Linked DNA regions of Homo sapiens: region 2 is linked to region 1. Evidence: chromatin contacts called from ENCODE Hi-C or POLR2A ChIA-PET data. All regions are on one chromosome and are shown on one strand. Each heading gives the region's core, a stretch centred on a gene start or an enhancer-like site at or near the end of the contact. The rest is flanking DNA. Distances are from core to core; before and after follow the strand shown.

The links. Hi-C counts contacts between places; a loop is a spot of excess contacts on that map. ChIA-PET counts read pairs that join two places held with the same protein, here RNA polymerase II (POLR2A). Pooled maps may share reads with other maps.
Region 2: a loop to region 1 is called in a pooled map, with 3 times the contacts of the local background. The contact joins two enhancer-like sites. A Hi-C loop is called at or near these places in 1 of 50 pooled maps. POLR2A ChIA-PET finds 5 or more read pairs at or near these places in 2 of 52 experiments (BJ and activated naive CD4-positive, alpha-beta T cell).

What each region holds. Positions count from the first base shown.
Region 1 is chr6:134,370,725-134,375,035 of GRCh38, reverse strand. No RefSeq gene overlaps it. Among named protein-coding and RNA genes, the nearest start is that of SGK1, 55 kb to the right of the region's middle. Within about 2 kb of position 1,940, at least 18 of the 41 ENCODE cell types and tissues checked have a DNase peak (open chromatin) inside an H3K27ac peak, as active enhancers do.
Region 2 is chr6:135,084,934-135,089,560 of GRCh38, reverse strand. No RefSeq gene overlaps it. Among named protein-coding and RNA genes, the nearest start is that of HBS1L, 32 kb to the right of the region's middle. RefSeq lists an enhancer at 779-828 and silencers at 3,181-3,240, 3,251-3,330. Within about 2 kb of position 2,005, at least 7 of the 41 ENCODE cell types and tissues checked have a DNase peak (open chromatin) inside an H3K27ac peak, as active enhancers do.

The DNA of each region.
Region 1 (4,311 bases), core at 691-3,190:
GTGACAAGTGCTATGAAGGGAAAGTACAGGATTTTTTGTGGGGCTGTGAAAGTTTTTGTGAGGAGGTGGCATTTGTGCTTTATTGGTTGATCAGTAGACATTAATTAGTCCAGAGATTGCAAACTCAAATTCCTTTAAGAGATCAGGCAGGTAACACAAATGTGTGCATCTGGCAGGGGTAAGACAACAAGAAATATTAGAACTGAAGGCCCACTGGAGGAAGTCTACTGGCCTTAAGGCATTCAAATTCAAACTTCAGTCATCTCTTGGCTGGCCAAAGAAAAGAAGTGTGCAGCCAAAGACAGCAGAAGGGCTGGCAGTCTGCTGCGATGATTCAGGCAGGAGGACAGCAGGAGCAATGGCCCTGAGGCAGGAAGAAGCCCATCTGTTTCGATGAACTAAGAGAGCAACTGCAGGTGAAGTCTGGAGCCCTCAGGAGCAAGAGTGGTTTCCCCAGGCAGGTGAGGGGAGGACCATGTCACTCAAGGCCTCCAGGGCAGGTGAGGGCTTTGGTCTTTATCTCAAGTCCCCTCGGATGCACTGAAGGGTTTTAAGCAGAAAAGTGAATTAATTGGACTGGCATTTTTGAAAGCTCACTGAGCAGCAATGTTGGAAAAGTTGGAAGCAAATAAATCGATTGGGAAGCTGTGGTGGCTCCTCATCTCTTCTTCAGTTTTTCACCTACATTATTTACATAACTGTCTTGACGTAGTCTCAACCCTGTATTTCTCACTCCAGAAAACCAAGCTGAATATTTTCCTCTTAGTTCCTGACTCTAAGGAAGGAAGTAGAGTCCGGGGGTCTGTGGCCTGGAGTGAGAAGAAGTGCAGTGCAAACTCAGTACCCCATACACGGAACCTTCTATCTCCTGGCTACTATTAAGTGCTGTAGTGTCGCAATGATCGTGTAAATCCTAAGTATTATGGGAGCATCAAGAACAGTTTCCAACCTGCTGGAGGTGGGAAGTCAGCTAAGACTTCACCTACAAACCTAAAAACTTGTGGACTTTATCATTTTGTTTAGCATTTTAAAAAGCAATTCTTGCTTAAAATAATTCTTAATTAGCTGGGTGTGGTGGCGTGTGAGCCTGTAGTCCCAGCTACTCGGGAGGCAGAGGCAGGAGAATCACTTGAACCTGGGAGATGGAGGTTGCAGTGAGTCAAGATCAAGCCAGCTTGGGTAACAGAGTGAGACTCCATCTCAAAAAAATTAAATAAATAAAATAAAATCATTCTTATTGTTTAGGGATTATCTTGTTCAGACTTTTGTCAATTAACATAAATGTACACGATTATATTACTTGTGTGTATAAAAAACTCACATGGTTAGCTTGTCCACTCTCCTGGGAGCACCATACTTGTTTCTTCAAGAACTAAAGAAAAGGGAAGTGCTGCCCCAGAGGCTGACTGTGAGTCAGCACGTCTCCCTGATGGTTATATAAACATGAAAGTTGAAGTTAGGAAAAAATTGAGTAAGCTAGACACATTTGCTTCTCCTTTTAAAAATGGAAATGACAAGCTCTTGCCACTTTCATATGCAGCCGGACATGGTGTATTTGTGTTTCTGAGGTTATTGTACAAGACGAATTGGGTGAGTGATTTGAAGTTAAAATTAGCTCATTTTTGTCAACTTATTTATTTACTGGTATATTTAGGCTCGAAATTAATTTCTTCCCTTTTTTTTGTCTCCCTACAACTTTGTATAAAACAGGTTCATATGACATTAATCCTACAAATAAACCATTTGGATTAGAAGTCATTTCCTTCATGAAAATTACCTTTCTTGACATAGTAATCATTACTTTTTATGATGTCTGTAAATCTAGATTAAAAATTCTCTAGGCTGGAAATAAGATTTAATTTTAGAGCTATTTTGTCCTTGATTATTGACACAGAATCTTGTGGTGTTGAGCAAGGCAGAGGCTGTGTGCTGCAATCTCTGTTGAGGAGGGAAACTCCCAGTGCTCTGCATAGTGAACTGATCACATAGAAGTTTCTTTAGCATGGGAATGTGCTTCCATGTTTCCCTGAAGAGCAAAGTACAGCGGTAGAATGGCAGATCCGTCCAGAAGTCAGTCCAAAAAGATAGATACCATCATGCTGACTGATTCTTTTTCACAATGCTGCTGTGATGCCTCAGACACAAGCCCAAGCATCTACCAAGCTGCTTCTTCCCTCCAAGTGACAAAAAGAAAAGAAAAGAAAATGACAGGTACCATCAGCCCACTTTTTACCCTGATCTATGCGGTCCTTAGCAACCAGAGTATCTACACTGAGGCACGTTGCTGTGGTTGTCATAACTTTGAAGAAAACAAATCTTCAAAGATCTTTTTTATCTTTTCCAGGAAGATATGTCAATCCTTTGATGGTAAAAAGCATTAAAACTCAAAATTGAGAGGCAAAATATATCATATCCCACTAAAAACTCCTTGAGCCAGATAACTGCCAGCATGTACAGTTAGAAGGGTAATAATAGCTAGTGACTGCTGTGTGGAATGTGTTAAGACTTCTAAATATATTATTTCATTTAATTCTTGCAACTATTTATAGTAAAAAATAAGAGGACTGATGTTAAACATGTTAGTTTTGCCTGCACTAAAAGCTTAAAAGAATTAATAATGAGATACGGAACTATCATACACAAAGCATTCAGAAAAGCATTTGTAAATGAATATCTTAAAGGTATCCTTCAACTGACACTTGTTCTGATATGGCTACTTAGTTGTCTCTAAAGCAAAAAGTACATGTCGAGAGGTACTAAGTAAGATAAGAGTTCTCCTTCCCAGTTCTTGCAGGCCTGTGTACTTAATTTGACAAACACATTGTTCCAAAAGTAAGCCATGGGAGCTGGGCATCATGGCATACACCTGTAGTCCCAGCTACTCAGGAGGCTGAAGTGGGATGATCCCTTGAGCCCAGGAGTTCGAGGCTGCAGTGAGCCATGATCATGCCTCTGCACTCCAGCCTGAGTGACAGAGCAAGACCCTGTCTCTAAAACAAAACAAAAGTAAGCCATGGGAGGCAGATGTAGTAGAATGGGAAAAATGGAAATACTAGCTTTGAAGCCTACACTGACCTTCTACTCATGAGTCCCAGCCAGCAGCTGGGCATTTGGGTGCAGGAGAGAGGGACAAGAATACTTCCCCCAGTAAGAGCAAAATGGAATGCTACAATCATAGCCCAGTGGGCAGAGATGGAAGGCAGAGCTTCAGGCACCCAGACAGTATATGTGGGTGTACGGCCTTTCAGAATGTGGCTTATGGCAGTCGGGTGTTAAAGGCTCACCACAGGCACAGCAGGTCCAACCTAGGGAAGGCCAAGGCTGTCAAGGTATTCCCTGCCCTAAAAAGACTTCGCTCAATGTCTCTCTGAACGTAGGCATCTAAACTGGTAAAGTTCAGACTCCTTAGTGCTTGACACTATGGTACTCTTGGGATCTTGCTAAAATGGTGTTGTGAGTTGAATAGTGTGCCCCCAAATATCATGTCTACCTGGAACCTTAGAATGTAACCTTATTTGGAAAACGGGTTTTTGCAGAAGTAATTAGTTAAGATGAAGTCATCTTGGATTAGGGTGGGCCCTACATCCGATTTCACCGGCGTCCTTAGAAAAAGAAGAAAGGACACACCAAGGTACACAGATGTACAGGGAGGAAGGCCCTGTGAAGACAAAGGTGAAGACTGAAGTGATGTAGCTATGAGCCAAGGAGTGCCAAGGGTTGTCGGGAGCCACCAGAAGCTGTTGGAGGAGACCAGGGTGGATTCCTCTCTAGAGCCGTCAGAGGAAGCATGGCCCTGCCCAACGCCTTGATACCAGGCTTTCAGCCTTCCAGCACCATAAGAGAATACGTTTCTGTTATTTTCAGCCACTTTGTTAAAACAGCCCTAGGGAACTAATACAACTGGTGAAATTAAAGAACTCTCAGGATCTCACTCTAGAGCTTACTTCTCACAGCTCCACATCACAGCCAAATAGCCTTTTTAACGATCCAGATTCCATATCTTGTCAATCAGTTAAAAAATAATAATAATTAAAAAAAGGTCCAGAAAGTGCTCAGCACTTTCCCAGGGGTACTATCCCACCACCTGGAGTGCCCCATCTCTACCCACCCACCACTACATGTCCAGAGCTCCCTCCTTCTGAGCCCGGTGCAGAAGGCATCCCACAGAACACTACCTGATCCCCCAAATCAGACATAATCTTACTGTCTTCAGAAATCTCGCAGCACTTTCTTTGTATTTCACATTGCCCATTTCTACTTCGAATTAGTCATGTTTATCTGTAGCTTAATCTGGGAGAGTGGTCAGATCTT
Region 2 (4,627 bases), core at 756-3,255, 710 kb before region 1:
TGCTGGTTTTTATTCTCACTTATAGTGAAGGTGTTGGCTGATAAAGGATTAAAGTGGCAGCTGTCCATGGAGAATATTCACTTTCACAGTGGCTTTAATGTCCTGATAAGATTTAGAAAAATCAAAGAATAGCACCCCTAATGGTAGAATCTCAGGAGTACACCCTAGGGCAAAAAAATTCCTATTTGAAGCCTTCAGGTCTTCATTTTGTGGTGACTTTTTAGGGTGATGTTTTTGCTACCCATTCAGGTCAAGACAATGGTTTAGAGAGTAAATGTTATCATTTCACTTATCAATAAGATTCTAAAATGAGAACCCATGTCCCCAGGTTATTTTTTCTCCAGAGTTCAAATGTGAAACCATGTTCCGTCAAACAGGATCTTAACTGTAATTTCAATCTTATGCAGATTAAAAAATTAACATTCCATTCCCAGTGATGTTGGCTTTTCCTGGTGAATCATTTGTATGTGACTTTATTTCATGGGGTCTCTAATTACATGCCTCCAGAAGACACAAGGTATCGTAGGCTGCTCTTGTGGCTACAGTTATGACAAATCATGGGAGTGATGCAATAGTTCAGAGTATCTGTGGGGTGTGAGGCAGTGTATGCTAGTGCTGCTTCAAATTGGCTCATGATTGCTGATTGTGTGCATTTCTTCCCAACTCAGGTCCAATAACTTCATACCGGTAGTCTGAAATTGGATATGGGGAGAGTATTTGCACCAAGGAATTTGGCAAACAATACCAGTCAGGGTTATTGATTGATTGACTGACTAATTTCAAGAGAGCTGGCTTACCAGTTCACCACTGGTGTGGGTAATCTATGTCTCCCAAAGAAAGAAATATGCACTTTATTCCTAATTAATATTTACTCATTTTATCCTAGCTGACCCTAAATCAGGTCAGCTGAACTGTTACCTCAGGAGCATGTAAGATTGCAGACAACATAAAGACCTGCATTTGTTGATAAATACATGAGTGCCTTCTAGGTGCTGTGGATATAGTACTGACTAAAGTCAGACACAGTACTTGCCCTCATGGTGCTTACAGCTTGCTGGAGGAGACAAATGTTAATAAAAGAATGCCATAAATACTGTAAAATTCAGCCATGGTTAAGAGCCGTGAAAGACAGAGATGTCATATTACCAGAGTGTGTAAAAGGAGGATCTGACTCAGGGAAGTAAGGGAAGGCTTTTGTAAGAAAGTGATGTTTGCCTGAGATTTAAAGGAACAGCAGGATTAAAATAGACAAAGCTAGCAGGTGCTTAGTACCTGACACACAGTAGGTGCTCATTAAAGATAAATGGTGGGTAAATTATGTTCCGCTCATGCACTGGAATCTCTGTTGAACTTTGATAGCAATTTCCTGGGAAACATGGGTTTCTTTCTATTAAAACACACCACTCCGGGATGACAGCTACGATCTCTTACAAACTGGTTTTCAGGGACCGTTAACACCTGCTCACTGGAAGAACTCCAGTTCTGTGTGAGATCATGTGATAGGAGACCCGTGGCCTTTAGCTACACATCAACCACACAAGTAGCTGTGGTTTGCAGAGTTAAAAAAAAAAGTTATTTTCCTTTTGAAGCCCAGAAACTGCCAGCCTCTGGAGTTGTTGTGACGCTGCCTTCATGTCTGGATGTTTGTTCCCTTGTGTACAGTGACTCATGTTCCATCTTGTCCCTTTGCCATATGGTTTACAGAGGTAATATTCCCTCAAGGAAACAAAAACACAACAACACAATCATCTCTAAGATAGTGGAACTTAGGTTTTGAATGCAATTGTACGTAGAATATGAGAACATTTTGCTTAGAGAAATCAAACATATCTGTAATATACAGTAAAGGTGCTTCTTTGGGGGTGGTGAGAGTGCAGGCGGATGTGGAAAGGAAGGCAGGACACAAGTGTGATTTGGTGAGAGCTGTTGGTGGATATGCCAACTGGGACCTATGGTGGGAGAACCTCGCTGCCTCAAGCACAAATGCACAAAGCTCACACTAGGGGGCTCAGGGTTCTAGGATTTATGGGTTGGGAAGGGGAAGGGGAAGGGTGTCTTCCACCATCTGGCACTCTGTGGTCCAGCTGTGTTAATCCAACCATTACTGTCCTCATGTTTAGCCCACAGCATCAACAGCTCTTTCTTTTTCATTGAATTTCATAAAGGGATATGAAAGTTTTTAATGTCAAAGTTTTGATTCCTATAACCATGTCATCCCCATAGAAGCCAAAGTCTTTCCACATAGTCATCATAAATACCCTGGCCTGGTACTTTACCTCTGTCCACATAATGAGCAGAAAGGGGTCCTCCTAATGTATATTGAATGTATAATATGTACCAAGTATTACAGTTCACCCATCATCCTGTAATCCTTCAGCAAAGCGATGAAGGAGGTGTCATCTCTATTTTATAAATAAAGAAACTGAATTGTAGTGATATTAAGTAGCTCCACTTACCCAGTAAGTGGAGAGCTTGGGGATTTGTGTCTACGTATATCTGCTTTCTTTCTACTATGCTGAAGTGTGTTTTTGTCTCTCTGGGTTTTTTGTTTGTTTGTGTTTTATTGTTTTTCTTTTCCTTTTTTTTCTTTCTTTTTTCTTTTTTTTTCTTTTTTTTTTTGCCATGGTCTAGTCATGGTGGATAAGAATTTGGAAAAAAAATTGTTTAGCTGCTTTTTTGAAACCTCGGACTAATTTTCCCTAGTTTCAACAATGAAGCAAACTCAGTAATAGTGAGTGATGGAGTTCAGAATAAACTTTCTTATCTTCTTCCAAATGTGACTGAAATTAAGTAAAAAGAGGTGCCATTGTTTTTAACACATCACTTAAATGTAAAGGATTCTGAGGGTCTGGAATGTTTAAGTGAAAGTTACCCGTGCTGAATTTCTACTGATGGAATCTTTTAAACAGAGCTGCTAAAAATGACTTATGGTGATTATCGTTGAGACTTCAAAATCCCGAGTGTATAACCACAACAGTAGTCACAGACACAAGGTGTGTAATATAGAAACACAAAGTTCAGAGGCTTTACCAAATTCATAATAAATTTAGAACCCAGTCAATCTAGAGGAAATTAGTATATAAACAAAAATAGAAAACACGTAAGAGAACAACGTTGTATGAAAGCAAAGTGAAAGCTGTTGAATTTGTCTTTCTATGGTATGCTTAAATACACAGAAACACTTTAATGCATCTGCCCAGATTAGTTGATCTTGATCTGTTCATCCCTAAAGTCAATCTGTGGCAGCACATCAGTCTCTCTGTCAGCAGCCATGGGTAACTTTGGCAAGAGGTGTGCTGGGGATGTCAAGTGGCCATTCCAGACACCCTTGCCAAGGGGCTTTCCTGCTGGCCTCAAGGAAAGATACAGTACATTTCCTGGAATTGATTAGAAATCCCTAGGCTGAGGCCAGGAGCTTAATTTTTAAAATATTCCAGACATCGCAATAAACACAAACCTACTGTTGTTGCTTTTTTCCCCCAATATTTGACTGCAGATTTGGTTGGTGCATGTCTTGTTATGTAGATCATCTACCTAAAAAATTCTTCTAAGAGCTTACCTTCACAGGCAATTTGACTTAATTTTTACAGTAATTTTAAAGCCTAACTTGTCTAGTTGAGAGGGAGGGGGAGTTCCAGGCTTGACTCAGATATGTACCAATGTTGCTATTTTAATAAATGAGCTGTAATCACTATCCTCTGCCTGTTATTTACCCTGGATAGTCTTTGCTTTGATAACCCAAAGTCAATCACATAAACTCTTTTTCTTTCTTAGGATTTTCTTGGTGAATTATTTCCAATATATACAATTTTTAGGAAAAAAGTGCCTTTAAGGCACCCTGCATACATGATTTCATTCTCAACAAGGTTGGGTAAAGCCAAAGTTAAATTTCAGAATCTAACTATGTATCTGTCAATCTATATTTATTTATTTTTGTTATTCTTCACTAAATTATGGTTTCCTATCTGTGACTAATACTGTAAATGCTACTTCTAATTTGATTGTTTTTATGGCTGTGATATCATACACAAAATATATTGACTTTTAGTAAATATTTGAGACTATTATTTATGGATAAGGGTTGAGTTGTAAATAAAACCTATAATGCAGGTTAAACAACATTAAGGAAATGTTCATTTTAAATCTTTATACTTATTGAAATTATTTGGTTATACTAATCAAATGTATGAAAACACTCAATATAATTATTATTGTAGATTTCCTTCACAGCAGAAACAAGCTATTACTTTTGGTGATTAGACTGAAGGATTACTTTGAGAGACTGAGGCGGGAGGATTGCTTGAGGCCAGGAGTTTGAGACCAGCTGGCCAACATGGTGAAACCTTGTTTCTACCAAAAATACAAAAATTACCTGGGTGTGGTGCCTCATGCCTGTAGTCCCAGCTACTCAGGAGACTGAGGTGGGAGGATAATTTGAGGCCGGGAGGTGGAGGTTGCAGTGAGCCAAGCTCCAGCCTGGGCAACAGAGCCAGACCCTGTCTCAAAAAACAAAAACAAAAAAAAAAAAGACATTTCAGGCAAGGGGATATTAGGTAAATAAATTAAAAAGGGTTTTATTATAATTATAGAGTTTTTTTAATAAAAAAGAACTAAATAATCAGCCTGT